Regions from separate parts of the Homo sapiens genome. Here region 2 is linked to region 1. A link is a loop called in an ENCODE intact Hi-C map of the cell type or tissue named here. Cell type or tissue: OCI-LY7. All regions are shown on one strand. Each heading gives the region's core, and the rest is flanking DNA. Links, peaks and the distances in the headings are about the cores only. Region 1 overlaps RNGTT (RNA guanylyltransferase and 5'-phosphatase). Region 2 overlaps LOC101928911 (a long non-coding RNA gene).

Evidence for each region. Peaks named below come from ENCODE experiments on the same cell type or tissue, not always from the same donor. Only the 100,000 strongest peaks of a DNase experiment are listed, where the experiment ranks them.
Region 2: it touches region 1 in a loop (14-fold over the local background); 2 of 110 quality-filtered maps call a loop at or near these places.

What each region holds. Positions count from the first base shown.
Region 1 is chr6:88,610,878-88,619,829 of GRCh38, forward strand. It overlaps RNGTT (RNA guanylyltransferase and 5'-phosphatase), which reads right to left. Exons shown (of 16, transcript NM_003800.5): 15 at 3,395-3,518; 16 at 1-2,005. The coding sequence ends at 1,842. Among named protein-coding and RNA genes, the nearest start is that of RNGTT, 350 kb to the right of the region's middle. In OCI-LY7, for the core only: no CTCF peak of the experiment used is centred there; DNase peaks (open chromatin) are centred at 1,074, 1,944, 3,684, 5,664 and 2 weaker places; H3K4me3 peaks cover 6,488 bases; H3K27ac peaks cover 8,000 bases.
Region 2 is chr6:87,875,757-87,884,708 of GRCh38, forward strand. The region is part of intron 2 of LOC101928911 (a long non-coding RNA gene); the gene reads left to right. Among named protein-coding and RNA genes, the nearest start is that of SPACA1, 170 kb to the right of the region's middle. In OCI-LY7, for the core only: no CTCF peak of the experiment used is centred there; DNase peaks (open chromatin) are centred at 3,945, 5,955 and 6,455; H3K4me3 peaks cover 3,439 bases; H3K27ac peaks cover 6,525 bases.

The DNA of each region.
Region 1 (8,952 bases), core at 625-8,624:
AAGCAGCACACCGTGGAAGAGTCACTCGTCCTGGGGAAGCAGGCATCAGACTATTTGAAGTTGCATAGGCATTTTTTTTTTAATCCATTTTGTAAAAGATACTATGGAACCTTGAGAATTTTCCCTCCTTCAATAGTCATTGTGGCATCAGTTGTTTTAATCCCTTTAGCGCCCAAATGTGCAAAAACACTCTAGTAAAAAACGTTACAATGGCGTTTTGGATAAATTCACTATACATTACATGACTTGGGAACAACGAAGAAAAAAGCCCAAGCTTGACTCAACTATTTCATATAGAAAAGCACTGCAGGAGAAAACTTTGTTTAAAAACATTAAAACTCAGGTGAATATAAATACATTTTTGGTTCATCTGTGCTATGTCCATATAGAAATCCCGTCAGATATTCAGTCTACCGGGTAATTCAGTTGGATTTCGTGTCTGACTGAATCAGTAGAAGAATATACACTTGCATATACTTACACAGATATGCATTTACATATACAATTCAGACCATGAAAATTTGTTTTAAATACATTTACTTAAAACATGTACCTCTAAAAATAAATACACTAGCCTCCATTTAGCTAATTCTCAGAGTTCTTTCACAAACCAATTAGAACAGTTTATCAACAATGGCAGACAATCAATTAGCCGCCCTTTAAATCCATTATCTATCAGTAAACATTTTAAAATTCAGATGTATAACAGAAATAACATCCGCAGAATAGAATGTAGATAGAATTCTCGCTTTGAAAATAAATGTCTTGATTTCCTTGATATTTAGTTCCTACAGATGTCTACACTTTGCCTCTGCATTTATCTAGCAGTGGGAGAGCATTTTCTGGTGACAGCATTCTATTCCATGACATTACCTTCTAATCAAAGAAGTTAGCTGGCATTCCCTTTGCTGTTTTGTTCGAGAGAAGGAACACAACATCGTTTGTATTTGATATCACTCCCATAGATCACAGTGAGTTGTGTGTTTTAACGTAATTTACAATGTGCTGATACCACTGAGGTAAAGCAGAAGTAGCCCTGGCATTTAAAAAAAGAAGTCTCCCAGGAGAACAACACATAAAGGACCTGGTGGTGTATGTCCAAGTTCCATGAAGTAACTCAAAACCACTGCCAGAATGGACACACTGGATATCTGATATCATAGTCGAAACAATACAAACAGATGAAAATACTCAAAATACTTCCTTTAGAAACAATGCAATTCACAAAAATGGAGCTTTACTTTTTTCTTTTACATTTCCAAAAAACTTGTTAAAATGATATAAACCAGACCAAGTTGTTTAATATAGTACAACTTAACAACCCTGTCATTTGTTTTTGAATACAGGGATCTCAGAAATGTAGGAAATCCATGGTAAATGATAGCAAGAATGTTTAATGCCATTGCCTGGATTTTTTAAAAGGAAAATTTGCTACAGTTGTAACACAACTTCTAAAAAATACTGTTTTATGGGCTCACAGTTTCCAGATTGTTAACTTTATAAATTAAATGTGAAGCTACCCATATATAAACAAGGCCTCTTTTTCATTGATTTCCATCTTGTTTAAACCTTTGGATATTTCAATCTTCAGATTCCACAAGGTAAGGCTGAGTTTATCAGATAAATAAGATGTTTAAGTCCACGATGTATTGCAGCACTGAGGAAACGAATGCATCAAGTATTTACAGGCTGGCTACGATAACTTTCTTTTTTTAAAAAAAATTCAAATGTGTATCAACATCAAGCCACAGTCGTTTTTCAATTTCTCTGGCTACAAAAATGGGCAACAGCGTTTTTTCCTCATTCCTCTTTCTTCTTAACCCTCAAGTCACAGGCAGGTCTTAGGTTAAAGGGCGTGGTCTTTTGGGAGGTGGTGGTGGCATGAGCTCCGTGTCAGGGTCCAGATGATGTTTTCGCTTCTGTCCTTGAGAAGCTGCAGTACATCTGTCGATGAACTCAAACAGCATCTCCTTGGTGACAGGGTTTGAGATGCTGTTACACACAGCTGTGGACAAAGGGAGACAGGTCTCATGTGAGGGTTAATTAAGGCAGCTGACTCACCACAGGCTTATGAGAAAGGTTTTCATCCCAATATACTAAATACTTTCCATTTTACCCATTTGAGTGATGTGCTTCACATTGAACTATCTCCTCCCTACCCTACACCCAAAATATGTGCTTGTCTAATGGCTACTCTTTACTGCAGTATTAATTTTAAACCAAAACTTTAAATGTTTGGGCTATAAGCATGTCTTCCCCACGGTTTTCTATCCCTCCCAAACCAGTTTTTATGGGATTTTAATCTAACACAACACATTGCACCATAGTCTGTATTCAACTAAAACTTCTACAGAAAACGTGCACTATAGTCCTTCAATCTTTCTCTCAGAAAGAAGTCTACTCTACGAAACATAAAACATGGCACCAGCCACCATTCCTGTTGAATAGGTGGTTTCATTGTAGCTAGCAGACCATATTATCTTCTCTTATCAAAATTTAGTGCCAGTCCTTTTCATTTTATTTACCTATTTGGTCTTAGAAGAAAAGACATTGGCTTAATCATCCTGACTTTTGAAATTAACTCATCTTGTCTGAACATGGATGCTAGTTCCAATGAGAACTCCTAAATGTACAACAGTAACTTTTAAACTGCAAAGCTGAAATTGGCAATTTCAATATTTTCTCATTAGCTTATCATATCATCATCATCATCCTCCTCATCAACTGCACATTCTAAAAGTAAAGTTTGATTAACCTGTTATCTTGGTTTTTACCTTTTTTCAACTCCACTAAAAATGCAATCCAGAACAACAACTGCTACTGGTAGTGGTATACCTTATAAACTTCAATTAATTTGTGTTGTTCCCCATGAAAGAAACTTACTATTCTGAATTCCCAAAGCATTCATATTGTACCCAAAGAACACTCTGAAGAATAGCATAGCAGATTTTGTCTTTTTAAATGGTTTTCGTTTACTTTGTTCTCCATTGTTTATAAAGCTATTTTAAGAGCTGGAAATTACATTTTCCCCTGATAATTTTGTCTTTTACCATCTGGCAAACAATGGTTTTTATAGTTTTGAATAGATCTGAAATTATCATGGTTTCTGTTGTTGTTGTTGTTCAATAAATTCAACTTGTATACAGCCCAGTATCCTGCCCTTTAAACTTCTCTTTTGGGTGCATGGGCACAAGATCACCAGTTTAGAGAGTAGAACCTACAAGCCAACTGGAGCCAAACAGAATACAGACTTGACGTATCTTTCCCATCAAACAAGGATGAAGTCCAAATGACTATGCCCCATTAAGCAAAACAACAAAGGCAGCACACTTTGGGTCTAACACCTTAATTTTTGTTTTAAATATAATAAGCACTGGTAAGTTGTCATACTCACCCATGGCAGTGTTGTAGGCATTAGGAAAACTTTTGTCTGTTCTCTGTCTCATGAAGACCCAGCTGTTGTTCTCAAATTTGCATTCTATAATTTTGTTGTCATACTGTTTCAGCTCTTTTGTCACCTGTTTTGAAAGAGAATTGAGGAAAATATTTAAATAACTTGAAAGGCTTTTTGCTTCTACTATGTGACAGGCACATTAGGAAATGATAAAAATACCTCAGTAACTCTTCATGCAGAGAGCTCTTTGTCATCTGAAGTATCTAATCAAGCTTAAGGTATGGTGTGCACTCCCTTGTACACATGCTCACTTATCCGACATTTTATAAATAATTGTGAAAATGGCTGTCAATATATAGCAATTAAAAGAAGCTAGGCAGAAACCAGCCATGCTGGGCCAAATGCAAATATGTTACCATGGGGACCAATACCTTCAATATTGTCTGTGTCTCTACGGCTTTCAGAAATTGAGTATACTGCCTAGGTTTCATCAACTTTCAGAAAGGTCTAACCATCTAAATTCCTATGTTAAAATCTAAGAAATGCCGTGTACTAGTTAAATGAAAAAGTTACATATCAATAGTGAATACTAGGATCAAATTCAGGCAATGTACATCCTAAATATTTTGCTTTCCAAGCAGTGACAATTAACCAACAATCTAATCTTCAGGAAACTTAGCCTTTCCATCCCCAAACTAGTACAAATTTACAGATGAAGCTATTTGTGACATTAGTTGATGGGTTTTTTGGCTTCTTCACCTCAGATGACTGAATATGGATACTCTATCAAAGCTAACAAGTATCCATGGTAACTACGAACCTTTTAAAAGATATTTCACTGGGCTGTGAGAATGGTTTTCATAAATAGGAACCTAAGCTTATCTTTGTAGTTTTCAAATCAAATGCCAGTCATGGTAATATTTTAATTCTGTCCTCATCTTTCATGGCTAACAACTTTTCCTCACAATATGGTAGACTGCAATCATTTAACTTCATTAGCATTATCTGAAACATTCTCATTTTTCTACCCACATATTCACTACCACCTAGGAATATGACGAGAAGTAAGTTTTTAAAAGATGCTTTCAATTCGCAGATTAGGCAGCACATGTCTTCATAAAAACTTTCAAACTATATTCCTTTCCCTTTACATTTGATTGTACCATCTGCATTTTCAACAAATCCAACAGGTGCAATACACTCAGTGGTTTTGGAACTAGACATGCCCAAAAAAGTGATATTCCAAGTAGCAAACTTGCCAAATTTATCCTCAAATATTCATTATTTTAGTCTCAATTCTCTTGCCTTGCTTTCTAGGGACCCATTCTTTTATTTTGGAAACACTGTGTATATGCAAGTATTGGACAACTCATTCAGTTAGGTAAACACAGTTTTGCTATACCACATGTAAGGTCTAACAGAAATAAGTTTCTAAACCTTTCAGTGTCTATTTCCTAATTTCTAAAATGGGGAACAAGTTCCTAATTTACTGGGTCACTGAAAGAATAATAATTGAAAGTGCCTGGGACATAGAACAATCAGTAAAATTGTTAACCAAATATAAAATTAGGCAATGAAACATTGCTTTTTAAAATCTGTGGTAAAAAAACATTGAATTTTCCATCTTAACCATTTTTAAGTGTACAGTTCAGCAATGCTAAGTGTATGTCTAGAACTTTTCCATCTTGCAACACTGAAATGCTATACTCCCTAAACACTAATTGCCCCCCTTCCCCTCTACCCAGACCTTGATAACTGCCTTTCTACTTTCTGTTTCTATGATTTTGACTACTTTAGATACTTCATACGAGTATTAACAGAATCACACACTATTTGTCCTTTTGTGATTGGCTTGTTTCACTTAGCATAATGTCCTTGAGGTTTATTCATGTTGTAGCATGTGACAGAAATTCTTTCTTTTTAAAGGTAGAATAATATTCCACTGTATGTATACACCACATTTTCTTTAGCCATTCATCTGTCAATGGACACGTGGGCTGCTTCTACCTCTTGGCTATTTTGGATAATGTTGCAAAGAACGTGGGTGTGAAAATATCTCTTTGAGATCCGGTTTTAAATTATTTTGGCTATACACCCAGAGGCAGTATCACTGGATCATAATTTTATTTTTAATCTTTTGAGGACCCCTTTGTTTTCCATAATGGCTGCATCAATTTACATTCTCACTAACAGTATGCAAGGGTTCCAATGTCACATCCTTAACACCTGTTAGTTTTTGTTCCTTTTTTTTTTAAAAAAAATTGACGCCCATTGTTTACTGTGCTCTAATTTAAACTTTTTGTTCTTTCATAGTGGCCATCCTGATGGTGTCAGGTGCTATCTCATTGTGGTCTTGATTTGCATTTCACTAATGACTGAGAATCTTTCCATGTGCTTATTGGCTGTATACTTTCTTCAGTATACTTTCTTCAGTATACAAGAAACTTTGTCAATTTTTTTAATTGGGTTGTTTATTGTTGTTGAGATGTAGGAGTTCCTTATATATTCTGGACATTAACTTCTTATCAGATGTACAATTTGCAATTATTTTCTCCCATTCTGTAGGCTGCCTTTTCACACTGCTGATTGATTCCTTTGATGTACATAAGTTTTTAACTTTGATGTAGTCCTCTTTGTCTATTTTTTATTTTGTTGCCTATGATTTTGGTGTTGCACACAAGAAATCATTGCCTAATCCAATGTCCTAAAGATTTGTCCTGGCCGGGCACAGTGGCTCACGCCTGTAATCCCAGCACTTTGGGAGGCCGAGGTGGGCAGATCATGAGGTCAGATCGAGACCATCCTGGCTAACACAGTGAAACCCTGTCTCTACTAAAAATACAAAAAGATTAGCCGGGCGTGGTGGCAGGTGCCTGCAGTCCCAGCTACTCGGGAGGCTGAGGCAGGATAATGGCATGAACCTGGGAGGCGGAGCTTGCAGTGAGCTGAGATCGTGCCACTGCACTCCAGCCTGGGCAAGAGAGGGAGACTCCATCTCCAAAAAAAAGATTTCTCCTATGTTATCTTTTACAAGTTTAATAGTTTAAGGTCTTATGTTTTGGTCTTTATTTTTGTGTTAATTTTTGTATATGGTGTAAGGTAGGGGTTCAACTTCATTCTTTTGCATGTGGATATTGCTTTCCCAACACTGTTAGTTGAAGATATTGATTGTCCCTTCCCATTGTGTAGTATTGGCGCCCTTGTGGCAAATCATTTGGCCATATATGCAATGATTTATTTCTGGGCTCTCTATTCTGCTCCATTGATTTGTATCTCTATCTTTATGCCAGTAATTAAGTATGCCATCTAAATTAGATGCTTTGAAGTATGTTTTGAAATCAGGAAGTGTGAGGCCTCCAACTTTGTTCTTTCTCAAGATTGTTTTGGCCTTTTGGGGTCTATTGAGATTCTGTATGAATTTTAAGATAGTTTTTTAATTTCTGCAAAAAATACTATTGGGATTTTGATAGGGGTGGAATGCATTTTAGTAGTATAGATGTTTTAACAATATTAAGTCTTCCAATCCACAAGCACCAATGTCTTTCTATTTATTTGTATCTTCTTTGATTTCTTTCAGCAAGAAACACTGCTTAATTAAAAAAAAAAAACCTTAGAAGTAAATTTACTAAAGGAACCATGATGACATAGGAAGGCTGACTTTGAAAACAGCTGTCAAGAAAATTTTATCATATGTACTTTACAAGAATGGCTTGCTAGTCAACAATGTGTAGTCTGCACTTTTGCTGACTAGCAACTGTGGTCTTTATCATATAGCTTATCATTCTTGTGTTCTCAGTTTCAGAATTGCTATAAATTATGTTACTCAATCTGACTGTAACAATTAAGCAGTACTATTAACTATCTGTGTATCTCCTTGGCCACTAAAAATCTGGTAAACAGAGCTTTCCAGAAAATGCACGTACCTGCCACTACTAACCTAAACGTATTTCCGTATTTAAGAACAATACATCATTCTTCATTGATCACACCAGTTATAGTCCCAAGATAGATGCACTACAAGTTACTCATTTGGTTAGGTGGTAAAATATATTTAACTAATAAAAATAATATCTCCCACATGTATACAAACTAAAAACAGTTTCCAATAATGGTCGGATCAAAAGAATGACCGGTATAAGGGAGAGGAGTTTAATTTTAGATCTAATTTGTTACTATGACAATAATCATCCTCAGCCAATTACATATTATTATTTACTAAAACAGGACCCCATCAGGTCTTCTAATCAACTGTTATCCTAGTTTGAGTTAATGAGACCTTGAAAGTAAAAAGAATAAAATATTTATAAAACAAGATTTCACATCTGTACCCCAAATTACATTGAACTGATGAGGTTTTACTGTTTCTGAAAAAAACAGAGCAACACACCATATATTTTATGTTGAAAAAAATTTGTTGCCTGTATCCATCTGATTGCATACCACACTTTTATACTATTTGAATCTATAAATAATCTGGGGTTAAGAAACTATCAGATGAAAACGGATCTAGTACTTCTCAAGATTTTAAATTAGCAGCTCAAAGAAAAGTTTCACTTATTAATTTTGGCATTCATCTGTAACTCTTGCCTGAGCAATTATTCCTGCGGTGTTCTAATGGGATTTTTCTGTATCCTCCATTCCTTCTACATCTATTATCTAGAGTTCTTCCATAAGAAAGATTTGTCCCTTCTCCCCTATTTATTCATTTAATTGCTTATCTGTATTGGTATGGACTCATGGATATTTATTTTATTATTTGGTTTATAATAAAATACTCGTCACTTATTTCATTGCTCAAATTGTTCTAGTTTTGGCCACTGAAAACTCTCAGGTTGGCTTCCATGTCTTTTTATCTTGCTTCCACCTTTTCTCCATGGGGCTCCCTACCACAGATTTTTCTTTTTTTTTTTCTGAGACAAAGTCTCAGTCTGTCACCCAGGTTGGAGTGCAGTGGTGCGGTCACAGCTCACTGCAGCCTCAACTTCCTTGGCTCAAGTCATCCTCCCGCCTCAGCCTCCCAAGCAGTTGAGACCACAGTTGTGCACTACCACACCTGGCTAATATTGCAATTTTTTTTGTAGAGATGGGGTATCCCCATGTTGTTCAGGATGGTCTCAAACTCCTGGGCTTAAGCAATCCTCTGGCCTTGGCCTCCCAAAGTGCTGGGATTACATGGGTGAGCCACTGCACCCAGCCCATTGGGGATTTTTTTAAAGAACAGAATTACTCTTCAACAGTCCAGGTTATGCTAAGAAAGTACTGCCACAACTTATTTTGGTCAGAATTAAAAATTATTATTAAGAAGAAGGACAGAGGGAGAAAGAAGGAAAGAAGAACGGGGGTGTGGAATGAATATATGAGACTATAAATAAATTTTTGTACATAGAGTTAAACTAAATTGACCATTTTTTTCTTTTCTGAAGTTATAATTCTACCTTTTGATAATTCAAAATCTACTTCTATAGTGTGACAGAAGGTGGATTTTTTAAACATATCTCAAGTAAATGAACTCAAACAAAAATCTTGTTTTCACGTAAATAACTTTGGTTTTTAGTTCT
Region 2 (8,952 bases), core at 320-8,319, 740 kb before region 1:
TGGATGTGTCTCCTCCTTGCTGAATCAAAACCATACTTCCATTCCTTTGCCATTTTTCAAACGTTTGTTGAAATTTCTGCTCTGCTAATATCTCCCCAACAGGTCATTTCTCTTGTGGGCTAAAATCTTTTAAATTCCTTTCCTGTCAGTTGATGGAGTTTAGGACACAGTCATGTATGTGTCAATCTGGAGTGTTTAACCTGCTTTACTGCATGTTGAAGACCTTGCCTGACTCATGTTATGTGAGAGTCCAAGCTCCTGCTCATTTCCAAACCAGCTGTGTGACCTTGAGTAAGGCACTCAAATGCACTGGGCTTCAGTTTCTCATTTGTAAAGGCAGCAGTAAGAATCTGTATACAGTAAAGCAAGTGTCTGTCTTGCCAATCTCATGTTGCTATGTGGCTGAAATAAGATTGGACATGTGAGAATGCTCTGGAAGAAACAAAGGTGGGATGAAAATGGAAGGCATCATGAGTAAAGCTAAAAAACAGAATCTTTTTACAAATGGCAAAGAGCCCCCTTCTCCCTGATATCCTGGCTTCCTCTACGTTGGTGTGTGGAGCATATGGATGAGGGGGTTCAGCTCAAAACTTTCTACTTGTTTTGATCCAAATTCCTTTTCTTTCACATCAGTGCAGCTCATCTTAGTATGACTTTTGGGTTCATCCCCTCCATCACCCTTGGGCACTTCAAGGAAAGTATCATCTGTGTCTAGTGTTTTTTTTGGTCTCAGTTTGAGACCTCTCAAAATTTTTCTATTTAATTGCAGATTTATGTTCTAATGCTGCAAATCCCTGTCCTCCTACATTGTCTGTTGGGTTATATTACTTGTATAAATCCAGAAAAACAGCAGAGAGAAATAAAAATGAAATTTTAAGCACAGTCATAATTTTGTAGCATAAATTGTAACTTGCCGGAATCTGTGGCATTATTAGACTATACCCTCACAATAGATTATTGTAAGCATGAAATGGGTAATATGAGGAAGTGCTTTGTAAACCATAAAGTCTACATCAAATACGAGGAATTGCTGCCATCATTGTTCATCTCTCTGGGCCTCAGTTTACTCATCATGAAGTGAGTTGTTGAGAATTTCAGCTCTGCTATGGTGGCATAAGCTCTCTATGTCCCATCCCTCCCACTGATTGCAACTAAATCTTCAGGATAAAATTAAACAACAACAACAACAACAGCAGCTACTCAAGGGCTCTGAAAAGCATTATATGTAGTTGAAGGAGGCAATCAACCACATAGTATATTGAGGAGGGACCCCAAATGCAGCCTACTGACCAAAATCTCCAGACTTTCTGTCCAATGCCTGAACACCTGACTCAGAGTTTAACTTTCATGTGAGAGTGTTAAATATAAGAAAACAAAATAGAAATACTCTCTGGTATGTTAATATCCTTGAATTCCCCTATTAATATTTCATCATGTGTTAGTTCAACAGAAGGGACTTGAATCCTGTGAACCAACCCAGATACGGGCTCCACTTTATCTGTTTTGTGGAACAAACACCAAATAGGATCCTGTTTTATGCATCTAGCTGGGAAATGCAACAAGATTTAAAAGTCTTAGAAGTAATATTCTTCAATCACAAGTTAGTGATGTAGCTCCATCAAAGTGAGCCATTTCCTGCTGAAAATAAAAAAACATTTTCTGTGGGTTTTTAAAGTAAAAATACCACTTTACACTCTTGATATTCCAGCCTAGGAAGTTAGAGGTTTTCTCTATAAAAAGAGAGAATGTAAAGAATCCTAGAGCTTCCATACTGCACATAAGAATTAAAATATTCCTTATGTCTAGCAATATTATTTTATGTTTTTATAAATGCAAATGGTTTTATGCCTTCTCCACATTAAAACGATGACATCAATAAATGTTTTCAATCTTTATCTCATGTCAGAAAATGTTGAGGTGGGTTTTATTACTTATTATACTCATTGAATAGAATTTTGTTTTTCTATTGGTGTTTAAAAAGCAATTAAGGGCTGCTCCAACTTTCAAAAGTCATTGTAATTCACCCTTCAATTAGCTGAAGAAGAAAAATTAAGTAATCATATCAGTTAGCATGGAAAAAGCATTTGACAAAATTCAACACCCATTCATGATTTTTTAAAAACACTCTCAGCAAATTAGTAATAGAGGGAAATTTCTTCAATTAAAGAACATGTACAAAAAAGCTACAGCATGGGACAGTGTGGCTGGGTGGGCAGCACTGTTTTGCCAGGGGCATAATGAGCTGGCATCCTGGGGGTGAGGGGTGAGGTGAGGGGTAGAAAAACCACTGACCATTACTGGAGGAGACACTGAAAATGGAAAGCAGAACACTGAAATGGTGATTGTGTTTGGTCAAACTCACAACCGACTCACAATTTTGCCTGGAGCCAGCTGGACATAGCATTGTTGTGATATTGGTGTTGCCTTCTGGTCTAGACATAACTATACCTAGACATGGAAAATTATGTCGATAAGCCCATGAAATAGAAGGGTCAGTCTCGTAGGTCTATCCAACTGGATTTCAGGATCGATTTGACCCAAGAATTCTGCCCGTATTGTCCGTATTTATGTGTTAACTTAAAGACAGTGAAGATTACATATGCAATGTGTAAGACTGCTCCCAGCAGAGATTGATCTGACAGCGTTCAATTATGATATGTCTGATACAGTTAAGTTCTTTCTCCTCTATGGTTTCTCTTACAGACACTGTTGCATATTTTCCCTGAGTGTCTCTCTTGGTCTATCTTTCCAAAATCTCATCCTCATTGGACAAGAGATATGATTTCAACTCAGAAGTTCTACTTATTAGGAACCACATCTTACATGAGAATAAACTTCAAACCTTATTTCTCTTCTTTGATGTGGTTCATATACTGACTCCAAAATACTGCTGTGTGATGACCAAGGGATGCTTCATAAAAATCAATTATAATATGTTTTACAGCAGGGTAGACTCCTTTAATATATCTTGTTTGTAGTATTGCTTCAAATACACAAGGAATGTTGACATTACTAGATTTTTAGGAGATCTGTCAAAATAGAAGCATTAAGACCATAGGTGGGGCAAAAATTTCCTTTTCTATTATAGAAATCAATTATGTTGCAAGAGGAAAGAATAAATGAGTTTTTCTTGCCTTCTTCAAATCCAAGAAAACAGAGTCCCAACTCTATGTATTCCTTGGGAATTCTCGGCATGTCAAATTTCAAGGTTTTTGTTTTATTTGTGCTCCACCATCACTATCAAAATTTTGTCCTCAATATTCCTGAGTATGAGATCGGCTGCAATAAGTTGGAGCTGGGTTGTCTGGGTGCTCATGTTCTCAAAATGGCAAGCAATTTTGCTTTCTTCTTTGCTGTTATTTTACTTAAGGCAACCTTTAAAAATATATGTTTGTCTTACTTTAGGCATTAGGTACAGAGACCAGAAACTAAACTTACTACTAAAGGGCTTATGTAACGAGAAGGACTGTGGCTATCACTGATTTAAATCTGATACTCTCTCACAAACACACCAGATGTTTTATATACCAAATCATCCATTGGTGTTGAAATCTAGATCTTACTGACATCCAAATATTGCTATTGCAAGTGTTGAAATACTCCCAAGTTTAACATGTGTAAGGAAACCAAACCTTTTCTCCAGATAAAACTTAGCAATCTAAAACTATCCAAAGAGGTATGATTTATTTTAGGGATTGCAAATGTGTGGTAAGGCATTAAAAAAACACCGCATGACATGAGGTGTTTAGGTTATACTTAACATGTTTACTTTTAGAGGTTCAAACATCATTAATCCGTGACAGGTGTGGGGTCTATGATTTGAAACAATTATATTTCAAGCTATTCATATCACTTCTTAAGTGATGACTTCATTCTTCCCAGTTACCATATGTCCTAACCATGCAAATGAGAAGGAAAAGAACATCTGGTCGACCATTGTTGTCTCGCCTGTCATGCAGGACATGTGGTATTGCATGTGCCTCTCATCAGGCTCCTTCGGGACGTCAGCATAGTGGATGGTTTCATATTTTACACAGCTGGTGCTTTTAGGACATACCATCAATCTTAGCTCAGTAGCATCCTTACACCTTTGGGTTTTTATTGGGCTTTTGGTGATGAATTCCTTTTTTGGATTATGCAAACATCTCTCCTGGAGCTTCAAGTGAGAGTAGCATATTTTTGTAACAGCATTCTGTACAATTTGACTTCAAATTATACAGAATGTATAGTTTTTGGGTAAAAATGTGGCCTAGGAAGAGACACTTTCCTGGAAATTTTTCGTTAGGATAGCTACATCTCAGTGTTAATACTGACTTCATTTTAGCAGTGTTGGGAAGAATTCACTAAGCTTTCTACATCTTTATTTATTGTAAAATAGCCACCAAATAATCATCCTGGCTTTGTGTTAATCATTGATGGAGGCTATAATACCCAAGCATGATATTATTTATATGTAAATCACCCCCTTTTAGGCTCTGTGTTTTAGTGATAGTTTATTTTAAAATGCGTAATTTGAGAATTACAGCATAAATTTGGTAACATTTATTTACTGCGATACCTCCCATTTGGCCAATTTGGTCTTATTTTTACTTGCCCAGGGGTCTGACAGCAAATCTGGGTGTCAAGAAATGGTTATATTTTCTTGGGTTCAGTGACCCATTCTTTGCTACTGCTAAATCCATCTTGTGAAGAAGTGTTTATTCAGGTGAAGGAAGCCTTAGTCCTAATCTAAGTAAAGCACCCAGGGCACCAGGACACAATCAATATCCCTGGACTTACATATTTTTTATTCTTCTTAGCTCAGGACAATTTTATTGTGCATTTTCTTCCAAGCCTGTGTGTTTCTTAAACAGTGCTCAAGTAAAATTGTTTTTACAATGTGAGGAATAAGTACAGTGGGAAGTTTCATCTTAGATGCAGGTTCAAATACAGATATGGATGCATATAAGTAGGTGGAAACCAAAAAATTAAAAGTGAGCAACAATCCAGATTTTCAGAGCATGTAAATAATGGCTAATATACATACAGAATGCATTTTTTTCATTATTTTTTTCCCCATTTGGTATTCACACGATGGAACAAAAAGAGTTCTTTTCTTCTTTTTTTTCCCCTTGCATAATCAATTCTTTAAGAAGCTGTGAGAGCTGAATTGTATTTTCTTTAGCCTCTGAATGCCAACTGGCACACTGGGGACAGTTTAATAATAAATAATAACAAATACTGGGTTTATTGACTCTTGAACCCTGGAATCAATCAATTAATCATGATATTATGGCAAGATCAGAGGGATAAAATTCTAAAACTGACTGCAAGATGCAAATAGATAAATCTCCCAGCAGGAATAATTGCAAACCATTTTGATCAAATAAAAAATGATGATCAATTATGCTCTTTAGGGTCCAATAACTTAGGTTTATTTAAATGCTGTAAAGTACATCCCTCCAGGATCTAATGAGCTCCTAAATATCACTTGTTAGGATAAAACATCATAGTCCAATCATTCTAATGACTGAAGCCACAGATTCAGAGTGGTGAGTACCACTTTATCACAATTTCCCTTAAAATGTCCCTTTACAATGTACTATTTGGATGTTTCAATAAGTGTTACAATCAGGCCAGTTTCTCCTGTTTGCCTTGAAATTAACTCTCCTTTTCCCAGCCCCCAACTATTGGTTAGGTACTAAAGTAAGAAATCTTATGTGGACATTTTGATCAATCTACAAAGAAGCAATGTAGTTGGTACTAAGAAAAAGAGTGAGTCACCAGACACAGAAAAAATCCCCATGTTAGAGCTTGCAATATACAGTAATAACACCGGTTATAATAACGTGCACAAAGATCTCCCACATGGCCACAGGGCTCCAGAAGAATAACTGCTGGAGATTATGCTGGCTGTAACGAATTTGTTTTCTGGGTTTACTTGTTTACTTTTTGAGGAGTGTAACAGATGTGCAGTCAATACCCAGGGGAGACTTTCTCAAGTCCTGAGAGGCTGATGTTCAGAGAACTCTGCTGAATTTTGCCAGAGGATGTAGTCTTTCCAATAGGCTGCTTAGAACGCAAGCAGCAACCATAGCAAGATAGTTTCTTTAGGATGATTGAGATGCTGCCTTCAGAAAACCTATTGTCCCTATGATTCTGGAATTGCCTGATTGTAAATCAGGACATCTTCAAGGCCTCAGGAAGTTGGTATTCAGAGTTGAGATCTGGACACTGTTTTCTGAATACAAGTAAGGACTAGATTGAATTCATTCATTCATTCACAACTACTGAACAAATATTTGCTGAACACCTACTATGTGCTAGTTACTATAGACTTAAAAAGGAATAGAATCTGATCATTGCACTTAAGAATTCATAGAACTGTTACCAAAACACCAGGGGTCTGGTCTAGGTCCTGCTGCTCACTGCACAGAAAATCAATCACTGAGACAATGAGTATTGCCAGGGAAGAAGGCTTTAATCAGGTGCTGTAGCAGAGGAGATGGAAAATGAGTCTCAAATCCATCTCCCTGACTGACTAAAATTAGGGGCTTATATAGCAGGGGAGAAATGTGTGGGAAAACAGGAATTAGGGAGGGGTAAAGAAGAGAATTTGGTCAACAGGAAGCAGGTGGTCAGTTAGGCAATCATGATTGGTGAGAAATATGGTGTCTCATTGTCCAGATACAGTGATCTAGTAAGTTTCAGCTCCTTGATACTATCTGGGAGTCCTGATGGTTGGCTTTCTGAGAAAGGAACTCATAGAAGACAAATATAACTTTCTCAAATTTTAAGACTGGGAGGATCAATTTGTACGTTTATTCAAAGAAACCATAAACATCAGTTCTCTGGGACAATTGGGCTGGTTTCAGAAGCATTTCTTAGAGTTGAGTGATATTTTCACATCCATTACCTCCTTAATCAATTGACCATCCTGTGAAAGACGTATGGCATTTTAAGATAAGCACAGTATGGTTCAGAGGGATGAAGTGGTTTGCCTAAGGTCCTTTAGTTAGCATCAGAACATGGACTTAACAGAGTCCTCCTCCTTCTCCATCTGGTGTTCTTTTTTCTAAATCATAGCATATATGGCCCCTCTGAGTTTCTTCTATAAATTAAGGCAGAGAGACTACAGTATTTTGTCAAATTCTTTTCTTTCTCTCTCTAAAAAAAATCTGTTTTTTAAACATAACTGGAGTTTGGATACAAATAATTATATAGGACTTTAATTTTAGTGATTCATCAACACCTTGGGACTTTGGTAAACCAGTTGGCAAAATGCCTTCCCAATCCCGGGACCCTCAATTCTGGTGGCAATTTTATCCTTCAGGGCTTGCTGGTGTTAGTCTTCTACAACCTGCCAAAACAGCCATTAGGAGGTGGGTCTCGTCCTAAAGACCCTTTGTCTCCTCCTTTTATAGTTTGTCCTTTCCAGTGTCTGCTTTCTAAAGGCCCTTGCACAGTGGTGCATTGATAGTGCTTGCTAGGAATCTCCTAGCCCTTCTCTTCCTGAGCCATCAGTATCACAGCTCTTGTCCTCGTGGGTTCCTCATAAATTGTCCCAAGATGCTGGGAGAACAGAATCTTCTGGAATGGACACCACCTAACCCCTTGGTAGGTGAATTATATCCCCTCAAAACTTCATACGTTGAAGCCCTAACCCCCAATACCTTGGAATATGACCTTATTTGGAAATAGAGTCATTACAATTATAACTAGATATGTTAGGATGAGGTCATACCACAGTAGGATGTGCCTTTAATCCAATATGACTAGTGTCCTTATAAAAAGGAAAAATCTGGACTCACATACACACCCAGAGAGAATGCCATGTGAAGATGAAGGCAGAGCTTAGGGTGTGGCAGCAGAAGCCAATGAGACTGCCAGCAAATCCAGAAGCTAGGAGACAGGTGTGGAACCCGTCTTCCTTATAGCCTCAGAGTGAACCAACCCTATTGACATCTTGATTTTGGGCATTCAGCTTCTAGAACTGTGAGACAATACGTTTCTGTTGTTTAAGCTACCCAGTCTGTGGTACCACAAAGGCAGCGCTAGCAAATGAATACACCCCTGATACAATATGACTGGCTGGAAAGAAAGGCACCTCTTAAGCTCAGGATGACATCCCTCTTAATTCTCACTCTTAATAGAACGCACACTCATTCCTTTCTACACGGCGCTGTGAGTCTTCAAGTGACTGAAGAGTTCTACTAGTTGTCTAAAACCTTATGTAAATGACCTGGATATTGGCCATCACTTCCTCTCATAAGTGTTCCTAAGGGCCAGCACATAGTGTTCACTGGGGCCTTTCTCTTATACTCTTTGACCCCACAGGCTTTTGGCTACTTGAGTTTCTAATGGTGATTGTGTAAGTCTCAGTGCCCTTCTCATTGTAGGTGAAAAAAAGACATGCTTTGATTTGCAAACGCTGCTACTAATTGAGATGCTACTTTCCTTCCTACTGAAAAATACCAGTGAGTGTCCTTCATCTCCCTTCCAAATTGAGCCCATGCTCCTTCCCTCCATACCTGCTCATTCATTCATTCTTTCATTCATCCATCAACCATTTATCAAAGACCAACTACATGTTGTCAACATAAAGAAGTAAACTATTGACCTGTCCCTGAAGAGCTCAAAGTCCAGTGGGAGAGACACTCAAACTCTAGTGGAAGAGTAAGATATGGAGGGAACTGTTGTATAACAAGCCCATGGTAGGGTATTTACCAGATGAGGCCAAAGCCAAAAGCGTGAGTGTTCTCAAGAGAAAGCTTTTGGAAGTCTTCATGGAGGAAGTGACTTTTGAAGAATGAGAGAGGATTGCTGGCATTTGGAGAAAAGGCAGGATGAAGGCTCAGGATGGGGAAGGGATCCTAGGTGGAGGTGACAAGTGGAAGGCTCCGTGTTTTTTAAAAACCTGGCTCTGTTTGGCTAGAGTGTACATAGAATGGACATTAGCATTTGGCAAGAGAT